Linked DNA regions of Mus musculus: region 2 is linked to region 1. The links are chromatin loops, found by intact Hi-C in ENCODE. Cell type or tissue: gastrocnemius. All regions are shown on one strand.

Region 1 (8,000 bases):
GCAGCTTGGTGGTTTGTGTCAGCAACACTTCTTTATTCTGAAAGCCTCGTCCCAGAATACGCTCTAGAGTCCTCCTTTGGCATTTTCTTTTCCGGCTGTGTCTGAGGTTCTGCTCCTGCCGCAACTGTGACTTCTGTTGAATATCAACAACCTCAACAACCGACAGTTTCCTCCAAGGTAGAAGTCTAGCGCCTTTGCAGTGTTGAAGTCTCCGCGAAAGGGCCAGATGTGCGCGGCACAGAATGGTTTTCAGTGTAAAGAAGGCAAAAACCGTCTCTCTGTCTAGTCGGCATGCAGGGGAATGCCAAGGGTCTGTTCAGGGTCAGGCTGTGCAGTTCAGCCTTGCCTTTCCCAGATCGACAAGAAAAGGCATGCTCCAGGAGTACTCGGGCCAAGTCCCATTATCTGCAGCCCCAGGCTTTCCCTGTGAGCCACTGCAGTGGCACATGAAGCGCAGCTGGGGAGATGCGATCTTAAGGTGGACCTGTGTCAGGCTCATCTGGCAGTGCTGATAGCCCTGCCCTGGAATGATTGCCCTCCAGCAGCACAGGCTTTTAATGTTGTGTGTTCTTTGCTGCCTCTCCACGGTGTGTTTGAAACATCCCCGTTCAGAGACGGGGGCTGTTGGAGTCACAGCTTTGAATGTTTATTTCTTTTGAGAGCTTCAGGTTTTCTATCTATTGTAATCTGCAATGAGGCCCGCAGGCAGGAGTTAAGTCCGACTTTCCACTGTTAACCACATTTCCTGCTCAAGTCTGGCTGTCCTTCCACTACTCCCGACCTTTCAGAGTCTGCTGGCTCGCAGACGTTGTTTATGTTCCCTGCCTCTTATCTAACTGTGACAAGAACCAAATTCCGTTCTTGGGAATTGTGGTCCTGCTTTCTTTTTACCACGTTAAATATTGGTCTGTCTGAAGTTTCCCAAGTCATAGAAGCATAAAAGAAGGAACGCTAATTATTCAAAATGATTGCTTGGAGAAAGCCACTATTTTGATTTACATTTTGGCTTTATACCCACAACACACACACACACACACACACACACACACACACACACACACAGAGCAGAAGTGAAATCACAAGACTTTGTATACTGTTTGTTTCCCATTAATGTTTTATTTATTTATTTGTTTGTTTCTCACAAGTGTGTGTGTGTGTGTGTGTGCTTGTGTGTGTGTTCAACTTGAGTGTCTTCCTACCCCTCACTCTCCACCTTAGTTTTTGATCCGGGCTTTCAGTGAACCTGGAGCTCACAGATTTGGTAGTGGATTGAGAAGCCCCGTGTCTGCGTCCCCATACTAGGACTGCAGGCGCGTGCTGCGTTTGTTCTGTTGTTGCTCTGCCTGATGAGTTCCTGTGAGCTGCATGGCCAGTGCCTTCCCAGCAGAGCCGTCTTTCCAGCCCTAATGATTAATTTTTCAAGGGTTTTTTTCAAGATAGTGTCTCATATATCCGAGGCTGGTTTTGAACTCAATATGGAACTGAGGCTGACACTCAATCTTTGATCCTCTGTCTCTATCTCCTGGGTACTGGAATAGCAGGGGTAAGCCATCATAACCTGTTTCTATGGTACTGGGGGGTCAGACTGCCAGGCCTTTATGCTAGACAAGCACTCGACCAATGCAGCTGCATCAGCAGCCAGCACTGTAACATTTACTATTAATGTGTGTGTGTGTGTGTGTGTGTGTGTGTGTGTGTGTGTGTGTGTGTGTAGCTCGAACTTGCCTTGAATTCTTGATTCTCTGTCCCTGTCTCAGGAGTGCTGGGATTACAGATGTGCTCAAGAGCTCCAAACTTAAGATAAAGCCATGTTTACTGTTTCCCACTAATACCTAATACTTGACAAAATTGACTAGCTGCTCAGGATCAGAATAGGTGCATAGGTGGAGACATCGGAACTAGCGAGGATTAGGCAAGGGCAAGCATAGAGAATGTACCGCGAGGAGGTGAAACTCAGCCAGTTTCTTAATGGACTTTAAAAATGGCTTTTAAATAAGATTTTACTCTGTGGTTCATTTTTCTCTTTCTTCCCTTCTTTTCTTCTTCCTCCCTCCCCCCTTCTTTGTGACCGAGTCTAACTCTGTAGCCTTGGCTAGCCTGGAACAGTTTGTGTAGACTGGCCTCAGTGTTACAGAGATATGCTGCCCCTGCTCCCTGAGTGCTCTGATTAAAGGTGTTTGTCGCCACAGCCAGCGGCTCTGTAAGTCTTAAACTTACCTTTAACCTAACAGCAATTTGAACTGGCCATGGATTTGACCCGGCACAGTGAAGCCTGTGTGCTCTGCCACACACAGTTCTTTCCTGTAGCTGTGTCTCATGAACCATGACACAGTATGACAGCCAGGAGACAGATTCTGGTGGAATGGAACGTGTGCACGTCTGTCGCCTTTCATCACTTGCAGAGCCTTTAGGAGACGCACTCGGCCACTATAAAGATGTAAATCCAGGGGCTGGAGAGATGGCTCAGTGGGTAAGACGGTTTGCCACCCTCACAGAGGAGCTGGGTTTGACTCCCAGCACCCACACGGCAGCTCACAGTGAACTGTAACTCCAGCTACAGGGGGTCTTATATCCTCATCCAGTCTCCACAGACAAAAGGTACACATGTGCTGCGTAGACTTGCAAGCAGGCAGAACACCCTCTCTCTCACACACAAATAAATAGACAAATAAATAAAATATAAGAAAAATGGAAAACTACATATCACTACATAAACCTAATCGTGACCTTGTGACCTCTAGGAGTCATGGCTTCTCTCTCCTCCCTGCCACCCCTAATCTCTAGAAATAACTGTTTTCCCATTGCCCCTGCAGATTTGTCACTTGAAGGATATTGGATAAACAAAGCACACAGGGTGTTGATGTTTTTTAACCTTTCCCCACTCAGCGTAATGCCCTTGAGGCCGACATGCAGGACTTAGGTTTTGCGGTTGTATAATAGTCTTTCATTAGGTGCTCCTGCTAAGGGACCACTGAGTGCCTTCCCTTTAATGTTCCGTTTTGGACTATCGTTGCTAACTCTCGGACATGCTTGCAGCACGAGCCTGAGTGTGTTTTCTGTATGCTTGAAGACATAATCGAGAGAACTGACCGCTGAGATATGAATGTGTATATTTAGGTTTAATGGCAGCCACCAGCGATGTTTGAAATGGCCTCTTAAGATGTTTGAAATTCTTAGATTCCCCATTACCAGCTGCTCCTGGGTATTGGAGGCATGGCAAGAACTGGAGTTAGAATCTGAGCGTTACCACCGTGCTCCTCACTCATTCACACACTGGCTAAGCTAGCTTTAAGGTGAGACATCTTGCTGGGCCTCACAGACTCAGGAAGGTTAGCGAGGTCAGACTCCTGCTTTCGTGAGAGACTCTGCTGGGCACCTCTTCTGTTTGGCTTTATGCTTGTTTTCTCAGCCTGCAAGAGAGTCAGGAGTAGAGACATTTAGAACCTTTTATCTTCATTTTTATTGGATGAATGTTTTGCTTTCATGTATCTGTTTGCCACATGTGTGCCTGGTGCCTGTGGAGGTCAGAGGAGGGCATCGCATCTTCAGGTTTGATAGGTGGCTGTGAACCCACACCCTCAGGTTTGATAGGTAGGTGTGAACCTCTCTGTGTGGGAATTGAACTCAGGTTCTCTGCAAGAGCAGTAAGTGCTGTTAACATCTGTGCCACCTCTCCAGTCCCGAAAGAGTCACCTTAACTTTCACTCCCTAGATGTGGCTACTGAGGTGAGGTTTTGGGAAATTGAACGAGTTACTTACTCTCCTGTCCTTCATACTCCACTGTCTCCCCAAGCTCGAAATGAGTGGTGTCAGTTTGTAATTATTGTTTGGGCAGCGTTCGCTAACATTCTTACTGTGAATGCCACTTCTAGACTTAGACCAGTAGAGGGCAGCAGGAACTTTGATAACATTTAATGTGATTCCCTGTGTTGTGTGTTGCAGGAGGAAAAGGAAAGTGTTTTTCAGTGTGATTTTTTTTCAGGCCTTACATTAAGTAGTTTAGTCACTGGGAGGGTCTTGCCTAGAGTTTAGGGGTGGGAGATGCTTGTATAGCCCTACTCGATTCTCAGCAGCTCCTGTTGAGATCTTGAACTCTCACCCGTGTGTCGGTTTTATCGACGAGGCATCTTACTGCTAGAAATCCGTGCTGTTGCCAGGAGAGGAGTTTGGTAGAGGCCCCGTATTCGACAGTCAAATCATTTTTAAGCTGCCTGTACTTTGTAACTCTCAGTTATCATTTACCGTCAACATCCTCAGAGAAGTGAGTGAAGCTGTCAGCTACCGCGGTGACTGTGAATCAATCCACTCTCTGCCCTATCAAGAAAGCATCTTAGGCTGTACCTGAGCCCTACAACAGCTGGAGAAGTGTTTGTTGAATGAATGAATGAATGAATGAATGAATGAATGAACAAGGGAGGGAGGGAGGGACTGTGGTGAAATGTCAGTACCCAGTGCTGCTCATCCTCCCCATACATTCCTTTATTCTGGACAGACCTCTGAACACTATAATATGTTTATCAGCTCCTTGAAGATCTTATGCAGTCCATTCTGATCATATTGCTTTTCCGCCCCTCCCCCAGCTCCTCCTGAGTCTGCATCCCACCTCCCCCGGCCTCTCCCAACTTTGCATCCTTTTTACAAATATCCCACCAAGTCCATGTGTGCTACCCATATACTCATGGGTTCGGGGCCATCCACAGGAGTGTGCTTGACCGTCCAGGGGACACCCACCTAAAGAAGAATAGTCTGCCTTCCCAGAAGCCATTGGCCATCGATAGCGTCTCATTTAGGGTGGGGACTCATAAGACTCTCCACTCCATGTTAGAATGCTCGTTGGCTTAGCCTTGTGCCGGAGACCAGAGCTGCTGTGGGTTCCAGAAGACAGAGGTGCTGCCGCTTCCAGTGGTCACTGTTATACCTTGGTACTCCATGACTCCAACCCTTCCTGTTCTGCCACCCGTCTCTGCGAAGTCCCCAGAGCCTTGCAAGGGTGGGTGGGTGTTATCCTGCGAACAGCTCTCATGGAGTTAAAACGCTCACTGTCTTCCTGTAAAACACTCTCCGTGCTACAGCTGGACATAACAGAGCCTGGAACGATGTAGGCCTTGTAGCTCCGTGTTCCAGCCAAGTGACACCTCTGCTATGTTGAGAAGCGGGAAGAAGGCCTTAGTAGGGATTGGGAATCCCACTCTGCAAAGCCATGTGCTAAATAAATCTTTACTTTAAAAAAAATTGTTAAAACCTAGGGAGATGCACAGCTAGCGTGTTGGCAGTCAGGACAATGTAAAGGAATGGGTCTTCTTCCTCCACTCTGATGGCCCAGGTCATCGGTCTTGGTGGCAAGTGCTTTTCACCCTGAGTTCTTTGGTCTCCCTTATTGAGGCCGAGGATGTGGCCGAGTTGGAAGGATGCTCTGTTAGCATTCATGAGCCTCTGAGTTCACCCCTCAGAACTGGTGTAAAACCAGGCATGGTTACACCTTTCTCAGCCTACACAAGACTCTGCCTACAAAACCTCTTCCTTCTTGATAACTTTCCCAGTCCGAAGTACTCAGCAACTGAAAACAATGTGAAGCAGGCGCTTCCTCCTCTCCCTAGACACAGGGAGGACCTCCTTCAGGGATACAGTGAGTGGGCTCATCCATAGGAAACAGGATGGAGGCGATGGTTGGGAGAGCACAGGACTGGACCTGTCTTACGTGAGCATCTGCAGCGTCACTTGCAGGGAAGGTTTTGAACTTTATGTGTGTGCATAGGTGAATTATTTTAGGAACTTCGAGAAACCCAGACCCAAGAGAAGTGTATGTTTATTCTCAATTCTTTCCCACAAACTAAGTTCAAGGCTGTGCCAGGAGAGAGAGTCCCCTCCTCCACCTACAACAGGCCCAGCAGTAAGGAAAAAGCAGGGGACACCAGACTGGAAGAGGTGAGAAAATTATGATACACACACACACACACACACACACACACACACACACACACACACACACCCCTAAGTAAGATGTTAACTCCTAATACAATTAGCTGCCAATTGTGCATGAAGTCGAGGGTCTCCAGGATACAGACAAGGAAGTCAGACCGTTGCTAAGACATAGGGCAACCCACGGAAATACAACTGGAGCTGAGCTGGACACTGGTAGGCAGGGATCCACACCTCATAGTTTCCACATTCTCTGGAATCTTACACACACGTCTACTTAATTTTCCCTTCTGTTTTTCTTGCAGCTTCTCTAGGCTCTAAGACAAATTTTTTCCCAGTTCCCACGGTCCTTAGAGACATCACCGTGGGTTATGGCAATGCAATATTTCCATCCTTTTTGTTTGACAGATTATTATTTATTTTCATCACAGGGTCTCACGTAATCCAGGTGGCCTCAAGCTATCCAAGTACCATTTGTAACCCTGATCCTCCTGCCTCTCCTAAGATGCTACAATTACAGGCTTGTGCCGCCATGTCTACCTAGAGTTGGCTTAATTTTAAATATCTAATTTGTTCTAGAACTTGACCTCTTTTATTGCCAGCAGCTTAGGTCCCGTAAAGCCAGGTAGAGACAAGAGATTTTTGTTTTAGATGCTTTCCAGCTTCCCAGGTGAGCTCTGCAGATCCTTAGAGATGTCATACACATGGCATCAGTTGTGCCAGTGGCTAAGTGAGCTTTTCTTTAGGTGCGTACACAGTGGGGGAAAATAGCATCTTAAAGGCTTCCTGATTTGGTCTTGCTAGCTCAGTGGATTCCTATTCTGTCATGGATGTTTTAAGGATGACTGTATTTTGTTGTCATTGTTCCTATAGAAGAAGATGGTGCAGTGTATATCTTGCAAACAAAGGCTTTTCAAGTTCAACACACTTTTGATTGTAAATGTGTTAACTGAACAACTCGATACTGTTATCCTAATGTAGAAACCAGCAAGACACATTTTAGCTGAAACGTAACATAGGTTTTCTGGTCTTAGCATGTGGTTTCATCGCTTCATTAATAGTAATTTTCTTTCCTTAATTAAAAAAATATGTCTTTAAATGTTGTTTCAGGCTGGCAGATCTTTGGGCAAAACCCTAATTGCTGTCAAGGAAAACATTGTTTTGCAGCCAATGTGCGAGCGACCGCAGTTACGCTTTCATGTAAGTTGTGTACAAAACTGTAATGTTGAGAAAGGAAAGTTTTGGTCAATCTGGTGCCTCTGGATTCCAACTGCAGTCACATAAACATTGACATTTTGTGACTAATGAGCAGGAAAAACAGCTACTCACACTCGGAGTCCAGCTTAGACACTGTTCACATATTGACCGGTAGAATGGCCAGTTCTAATTCTCCCCGTGATTTGAACCATGATGATCTAAGCCAGCAGCGGGATAGGATGGGGAGCCGACATGCCTGGTCTCTTGCTTGATCACGTGGGCCAGACCCAACCTCGGACTCCGTGACCTTAGTCTTGGCTTTCAGGTCACAGAGGTAGATGAATCTTCAGAAGCGGTCATTATGGAACATGTTATAGGGTGCCGAGACGGGCGGAGGCTTGTTCATCACAGGGAGATTTTTAACAGGGACGTGAATCGAAGAAGCTGATACCAGATTCCATTTTTCCAAGCAATAAAGAGTGGCGGAGGGAGGGTGGGGAAATTAGGGTTACTGGGTACACAGATCTCTTTTAGTATTTTACATGGATTTTTTTTAAATGAAAAAAAAAAACATCAATAAGATTTAGTTTAAAAAGCATTTGAGGGGCCATGGAGATGGTTCATTGGCTGAGAACATTTGCTGCTCCTGCACAGGATCCTGGTTTGGTCCCTAGCATCTGCGTAGCCGCTCACAACCACATGTAATTTCAGTTTCAGGGGATCAGACACCCTCTTCCGGCTTCCACGGGCACACAAGCACACAGCACGCATACATCATGCAGGCCAATACTCATGCACGTAACATAAACGATGACCTTTTAAAAAAGCATTTGAGTTTTAGAAAATGCAGAGATCCATAGCACGTTTTTATATTTCTATGTGTA
Region 2 (8,000 bases), 110 kb after region 1:
TTTGCTTTTTTTTTTTTTTTTTTGAGACAGGATTTCTCTGTGTAGCCCTGGCTGTCCTGGAACTCACTCTGTAGACCAAGCTGGCCTCGAACTAAGAAATTCGCCTACCTCTGCCTCTCAAGTGCTGAGATTAAAGGCATGTGCCACCACGCCTGGCCAGTCCTCCCTTCTTATCTATAGAGGAATTTTGATTTTTATAGTGGAGCTGTGTTAAACACTGTATGCAAATGTCTAAAGGAGCCATGGCCACACAGGAAGTAGGTAGCAAGGCTTACAAAAGAGCCAGTCTAGTGTTAAGAGTCAAGAAATAATTCTGCTTTGCAATTGGGAAAATCCTTTACCCAGGAGTTTTACTAAATCCAAGTAGGTTACCTCAGAGGTTGCCTGCTGCTCTCACTCAGTCTTAAAGACTGAAAAGTTAAACTTAGAACCCTGACGATGTGAGCTTAGGGCTCTGGTTCCACAAAATTCCCTTTCATTTATTCATTAAAATTACTCTGCCCAATTACTCTGAGACTCACAGCTATCAGAATACCCATTGGTTGGCTTTCTGCAATCTATAACAAACCGCTTTTAAACCACCAGTGAGAAAACTCCCGAGGCTGTGAAGTTCAGACTCTGACACAAAAGCCCTCTAAGTAAAGTGCCGGTTTGCTTCACCCCAGAAGTTGTGTTAAAAGCCATGTGCACATAGCTGTCTTTCCACAACGTTTTTTAAAGGCAGTTGTGTAATGCAAGTGAGCGCCACCTGTGGTTTTAGGCTTTGTTGCTGAGAACGTGAATTTCTTCATTTCAGTTTTGTAATGTGTGGTAAAAGAATGGAGGAAATTAACTGAAGAGAAGGAAAAGAGGAGGATGGGTAGGGAAGGCTCGCATCTCTCTCTTGAGGCTATCAGTGAATTGCATGAAACTCACCCCCTAGACCCTCCAATTTGCCTGAATTCCATAATTTGAGGTTCACAGCGGCGGTAAAATAAATGGCTTTGTGGTCTTCAGTACTTAAGCATGAAAAGGGGAGACTCAGGAGAGGGACTCAGCTCTCATGAGCCTGTCCCCTGCCACCAGTGCTATGACAATTACTTTGTAATGGCTGAATAATCTTCTAGCCATAAAGCTAGAAACAGACGAGAAAAAGCAAAATATGAACTTGAAAGTGGAAGTGTTTGATGAAGGAGACAGCAGGGGAATGTGAGCTTGCACTGCAGCAGGAAACTCCCCGTGGCCTCCCTGTCTTCCCTCCAGACACCGTGAGTCAGTTGTGGCACCTGACAACCATCACCCCTTAGTCCTGCCTTGTGGTTGGTCTTTGGAGTAGGGAGGTCTAGTTCTTCAGCTGCACAAGGCCCTGGTTCACACTTAGTTTACTTTATAGATGGGATTCCCCCCCCCCTAAAGACGAAACAATGTCAACAAAACAGACTGAAGAAAAGGGTGTGTGTTAGCTACCTCTCTTATAGCCAGGACAAAATATCGGGAAACAATTTGAAGGGACTACACATATCTTGGCCAACATTTTTAGAGGATTCAGTCCATTGTGTGAGACAGTTCACATCATTGTGGCAGTTGGGAAGCAGGGAGAGAGGTGGGATACAGGGATATATAGGCCCCAAGGATGCCTCTAGTGATTTAGTTCCTCCAACTAAATACCGCCTCCACTTCCACCACCTCTCAATACACTCTCAGATTATATTATAATTTGATCATGGGACTAATCTGTTCAGTATCTCAGATCTTCATTATCGGATTGTTCCAGGAAACACTATCACAAACACATGCCTTTCTAATCCACTAGCTATCCCTCAATCTAGTCAAGTTGACAACCAGGACCAACCATTACACAGACATATCTAACGGCCAGGGAGGAGAAGGATCAGGGACATGATGCTGCAGGAGGGACAGTGGAAGGATCGATGACACAGAGCCTGGAACAGAAACTGGCAGCCACCTTCCAATGTTTGTGAAGTCGTAGTGAGGAGGCGGAATAGATGTGTCACACAGAAGGCCAGCCCTGCAGCATAGATGCGTCACACAGATGGCCAGCCCTGGGTGGTGAGCAGGCGCTGATGGAGCCTGCATCTCAGCTGTATTAGTCAGGATTTCTATTGCTGTGATGAAACACCATAACCAGAACGCAAGTTAGGGAGGAAAGTTCACCAGCTTACATTCCCACATTGCAGTTCATCATTGAAGGAAGTCGACAGGAACTCCAGCGGGGCAGGAGCCCGGAGGCAGGAGCTGATGCAGAGGCCACGCAGGAACACTGCTTCTATGTTTGCTTCCTATGGATTTCTTGGCCAGCTTTCTTTTTCCTTTCTTCTTTCCTCTCTAACTCTCCTTCCCTCTCTCCCTTTTTTTCTCTTTTTTCTTTCTTTCTCTCCTCCTTTTTCTCTTTCTTCTTTTCCTTCTCCTTCCCTCTCCCCCCCCCGCCCCCCCTCCTTTTGAGACAGGGTTTCTCTGTGTTACCTTTGCTGTACCAGAAGTAGCTCTGTAAACTAGGCTGGCCTCAGCTTCAGAGATTCACCCGCCTCTACCTCCTGTGTGCTGGGATTAAAGGCGTGCTTTCTTATAGAACCCAGGGCCACCAGCCCAAGGATGGCACCCTCCTGGGCTGGGCCTTCCTCCATTAATCTCTAATTCAAAACTGCTCTACAGGCCTCCCTGCAGCCTGATCTTATGGAGGCATTTTTCTCAGTAGAGGCTCCCGCCTCTTGGATGACGCTAGCTTGCCAAGTTGACATAAAACTGTCCAGCACAGCATCGAACTCAAACCCCTTTGTCTCTATTCTTAAGAAGCTCCAGTCCTACCATTCTCATTGTTGCTAATGAGAAATAGGCAACGCTTTACTGTAGAAACAGCACCTAGGGAAGCAGTAAAATCGTCTCAGCACTGGGGCGACAGAGGTGCCCAATTCAAAGAGGGTAATGCAGAGGTTTGAAGAAAGGGACTGGGCTGGGGGTGGAGAGATGGCTCCGAGGTTAAATGCTTGCTGTTTTTGCGGAGGAACTGAGTTTGTTCCCAAGTACCTCCATTGGGAGGCTCACAACTGCCTATGACTCCAACTCCAGTGGGTCTGATGCCCTCTCTGGTCTCTGAGAACCACCCCCACCCTTACTCCCCCCAAAAACTAAGAAAATGTTTGTTTGTTTGTTTTAGGGAACTGAAAGTAAAGGGCAGTACAATAACTTGGGTACAGCAACAGCACGGTAGCTAGAACTCCAAGAAACCTGATTAGCTGTAACAACCAGAGAGGGCAGGGCACATAGCTACAGGATGCCAGGGAATTCAACCCACTCCACTGATCCTCTGAAAGACCAGGAAAGGATGCCATGAAGCTAATTAAGGAACACGCTTCCCAGCCTGCTCCTGGGATTGGATAGAGGTTGAGGTTGGTGTTGCCCATAATCTACACACTGACACCTTTCCTAAACCCAATCGTACCCCAGACAGGCAGAAAACAGCACAGCGAGGGGGAGGGAGAGTCTGGGCTTTGTGTCTTTGTGGGGTTGACCCCTGCTGTGAGCTCAGGAAGAAGTTTAAGCTGAAAGAAGGTAGGAGAAGGTTCTCTGGAAAGCAAAAGGCTGATGTGGGGTTGGTCAGCAGGGGCAACACCTAGCCTAGGAGAAACAGGAAATGACACAGACAAAACCGGAAACGTGTGTGTGTGTGTGTGTGTGTGTGTGTGTGTGTGTGTGAGAGAGAGTGTGTGTGTGAGTGTATGTGTGAGTGTGTGTGTAAGTGTGTGTGTGAGTGTATGTGTGAGTGTGTGTGTGTGTGTGAGTGTATGTGTGAGTGTGTGTGTGTGTGTGTGAGTGTATGTGTGAGTGTGTGTGTGTGTAAGTGTGTGTGTGAGTGTATGTGTGAGTGTGTGTGTGTGTGTGAGTGTATGTGTGAGTGTGTGTGTGTGTAAGTGTGTGTGTGAGTGTATGTGTGAGTGAGTGTGTGTGTGTGTCTGTGTGTGTGTGTGTGTGTGTGACAGGAGTGGTTTTTTTAAAAGATTTATTTATTTATTTTATGTATATGAGTACATTGTAGCTATACAGATGGTTGTGAGCCCTCATGTAGTTGTTGGGAATTGAATTTTAGGACCTCTGCTTGCTACAGTCAACCCGCTCCCTCTGGTCTGCTCAGCCTACTCCGGCCCAAAGATTTATTTATTAATATAAATAAATACACTGTAACTGTCTGCAGATGCCCCAGAAGAACGCATTAGATGTTTTTACGGATGGTTGTGAGCCACCATGGGGTTGCTGGGATTTGAACTCAGGACCTTCGGAAGAGCAGTGCTCTTACCCGCTGAGCCATCTCGCCAGCCCCAGGCATGGTCTTAAAAGGAGAATCAAAACAAGGCTGTGTTGTATAAAAGCCCATAGAAAAAATGGACTGTCATGTGGACTGTCCAAATTACACATAAACTAGTAAAAAAATTTTTTTTTGCAGCTACAAGCTATTCATCGTTCTTAGCTTCCTTAGGCAGATAGAACGTTGCTGATTTGGGGTGTATGTTGGGGCTGGGGGAGCTTTGAAGCCTTGGCCTGGAACTCACTACCTAGCCCAGGTTGACCTTGAACTTGTGGCAGTTTTCCTGCCTCACCCGCCCAGAAGCTGGTGCTGGGCCCATCAGAATTTAAAAGCATAAACTAAAACTGACTGTAGACATGGGCCATGCAGTCGGCACTTGGCAGGGACAGTTAAGAGACCTGAGCTTTTCCTGGTTCTGCCAGTGAACATCTGTACAGCTGCTTAGTTCACTTACCTTCTTGAAAATAAAATATTTGAAAATAAAACTAGGGTCTTGGACTTGCCAAAGTTTCTCTGACCATAATTTCTAAAAGAAAAAAAATTTCAATAAATCTAAATGTGCTTTAAATATGAACAAAATGTTCCCTTTTGTGGCCAGAAATCCTCAGGCACAGAGCCTGGAGTTTCTTTTAGGAGTGTTTAATAATTTTCTTTTCACGGAGCCCAGAGTCAAGTCAAATCGTGTATAGTACTGCCACCTGGTGTGAGTAATGAGCACTTTCACACTTGGAAGTTGATTTGACTGTCAATTTCCAAGAAATCTAAAAAAACACCCCATAATCAGCATCCAAACGCTGACACCATTGCATACACTAGCAAGATCTTATTGAAAGGACCCAGATGTAGCTGTCTCTTGTGAGACTATGCCGGGGCCTAGCAAACACAGAAGTGGATGCTCACAGTCAGCCAATGGATGGATCAAAGGGCTCCCAATGGAGGAGCTAGAGAAAGTAGCCAAGGAGCTAAAGGGATCTGCAACCCTATAGGTGGAACAACATTATGAACTAACCAGTACCCCGGAGCTCTTGACTCTAGCTGCATATATATCAAAAGATGGCCTAGTCGGCCATCACTGGAAAGAGAGGCCCATTGGACTTGCACACTTTATATGCCCCAGTACAGGGGAACACCAGGGCCAAAAAGGGGGAGTGGGTGGGCAGGGGAGTGGGGGTGGGTGGATATGGGGGACTTTTGGTATAGCATTGGAAATGTAAATGAGCTAAATACGTAATAAAAAATGGAAAAAAAAGTATCAGAGAGATAATCTCAGATGGGAGATTCAGCCCACTCCAGCAATTCTCTGAAGGATCAGGAAAGGATGGGATGAAGCTAAACTTCGACTGCCAAATTTGACTGTTTGTGTGCTTTTCTGAACTTCACATTATTCCGAGATTTTCTACATCAAAGTCACTAGAAAAAAAATCTTACCCTAACTTTAATAACAATTCATATCTTCAAATACATGAGTTTCACCTCTGGCTTACACACACAGACACACACAGACACACACACACACAACCACTCTCTTGCATGTTGTCCTTCTCTTCTTAGACACTCAGTAGAGTTTCTTCAATGTTAGGCCGCTCCGCACAGTTTGAGTGTAGAATTCTAAGTTCAGCTGAAGCTACCATAGCTCAGAGGCCTGCCTTCTGAAAGTGATGACACTTCATAAGGCTTGCCTACTAGCGTGTTGCTTGCATATGTTTTACTGAGCTAGCAGAATTATTTTGCTCCATATTTTCAGAAATTCCTATCTTCGAAATGAATCTTTCTGTTTTCAATTCAGCACTAAGATTTTAGCAGATATTACCTTCTATTTTTAGTTCTGTTATATCATATACCGTCTTGGTAGGGAGTTGTAAAGAAGAGGTGCAATGATAATTATGGAGATAATTCATGAGGTTTTAGATTCTATTATTTTTGTTATTATTGAATAATTTTAAAAAAAGTCTCTCTCTCTCTCTCTCTCTCTCTCTCTCTCTCTCTCTCTCTCTCTCTCTCTCTCTCTCTCTCTCTCTCTGTGTACACATGTGTGTGGAAGCTCATGGAGGTCAGAAGAGGGCACTGGATCCCTTGCAGCTAGAGTGACAGACACACTGGAGCCTGAACTCTATCTAGTCCTCATGACTGAGAAGCATTGCCCTTACCTGCTGAGCCCTCTCTCCCTAGGCAGGGGGCCCCAAATTGTACAGGAGAGGAAAAACCGAGCTGAGCACAAGCTAGCGAGGGAGTGAGCATCCTTCACCTCCCACTGCTCTTGACTGCTGATGTGGTGTGGTGTGGTGTGGTGTGTGGTGTGATGTTGTGTGATGTGGTGTGGTGTGGTGTTTTGTTGTGTGATGTAGTGTGATGTGGTGTGGTGTGGTGTGGTGTGGTGTGTGGTGTGGTGTGGTGTGGTGTGGTGTGTGGTGTGGTGTGGTGTGGTGTGGTGTGATGTGGTGTGATGTGTGGTGTGATGTGATGTGGTGTGATGTATGGTGTGATGTGATTAGCGTTTGAAGCTCCTCCCTTGACTGTCCCACAATGATGGACCGATGGACCATAGCCAGGCACAGTGAGCTGTGGTCAAGTCCTCTTCCCCCTTAAGCTTTTCCCTCAGGGTACTTTATCATAGCAAAAGAAATAAAATTACAACATACAACCTCTTCACACACACACACACACACACACACACACATGCACGCACGCATGCGCGCGCACACACACACACCTCCCATGTATAGGCAAACATATGTCAGTATGTAGTGTGCGTGTGTCTTCTCTTACAATGCACAAGATAATTTATTTCACAAAGAAAGAAGAAATTAATATTTGACAACTCTTCATGCATATGAATTACATGAATCCTATTTGGGCATGATATCATCCTGAGTTCATTGATTCCAGTTTCCACAACAGAAGAATCAGACCTAATGACAGTTAAATAGCAGAACTATGATCAAAGTCTTGGTCACTAGATACTAATTGAAAAGCTCTTTTTCTTTTTTTTTTTTCTTTCCATTTTTTATTAGGTATTTAACTCATTTACATTTCCAATGCTACACCAAAAGTCCCCCATACCCACCCACCCCCACTCCCCCACCCGCCCACTCCCCCTTTTTGGCCCTGGCGTTCCCCCGTTCTGGGGCATATAAAGTTTGTGTGTCCAATGGGCCTCTCTTTCCAGTGATGGCCGACCAGGCCATCCTTTGATACATATGCAGCTAGAGTCAAGAGCTCCAGGGTACTGGCTAGTTCACAATGTTGATCCACCTATAGGGTTGCAGATCCCTTTAGCTCCTTGGGTACTTTCTCTAGCTCCTCCATTGGGAGCCCTATAATCCATCCATTAGCTGACTGTGGGCATCCACTTCTGTGTTTGCTAGGCCCCGGCATAGTCTCACAAGAGACAGCTACATCTGGGTCCTTTCGATAAAATCTTGCTATTGTATGCAATGGTGTCAGCATTTGGATGCTGATTATGGGGTGGATCCCTGGAAAAGGCAGTCTCTACATGGTCCATCCTTTCATCTCAGCCCCAAACTTTGTCTCTGTAACTCCTTCCAAGGGTGTTTTGTTCCCACTTCTAAGGAGGGGCATAGTGTCCACACTTCAGTCTTCATTTTTCTTGAGTTTCATGTGTTTAGCAAATTGTATCTTATATCTTGGGTATCCTAGGTTTTGGGCTAATATCCACTTATCAGTGAGTACATATTGTGTG

The links. Peaks named below come from ENCODE experiments on the same cell type or tissue, not always from the same donor. Only the 100,000 strongest peaks of a DNase experiment are listed, where the experiment ranks them.
Region 2: a loop joins it to region 1, with 4 times the contacts of the local background. A loop is called at or near these places in 34 of 42 quality-filtered maps.

What each region holds. Positions count from the first base shown.
Region 1 is chr6:136,857,298-136,865,297 of GRCm38, forward strand. Art4 (ADP-ribosyltransferase 4) reads right to left here and starts at 303. Exons shown (of 3, transcript NM_026639.2): 1 at 1-303. In gastrocnemius, a CTCF peak has its summit at 3,877 (motif pointing right); a DNase peak (open chromatin) is centred at 3,922; H3K4me3 peaks cover 710 bases; H3K27ac peaks cover 1,289 bases.
Region 2 is chr6:136,964,081-136,972,080 of GRCm38, forward strand. No RefSeq gene overlaps it. Among named protein-coding and RNA genes, the nearest start is that of Gm30055, 13 kb to the right of the region's middle. In gastrocnemius, a CTCF peak has its summit at 4,987 (motif pointing left); no DNase peak of the experiment used is centred here; H3K27ac peaks cover 614 bases.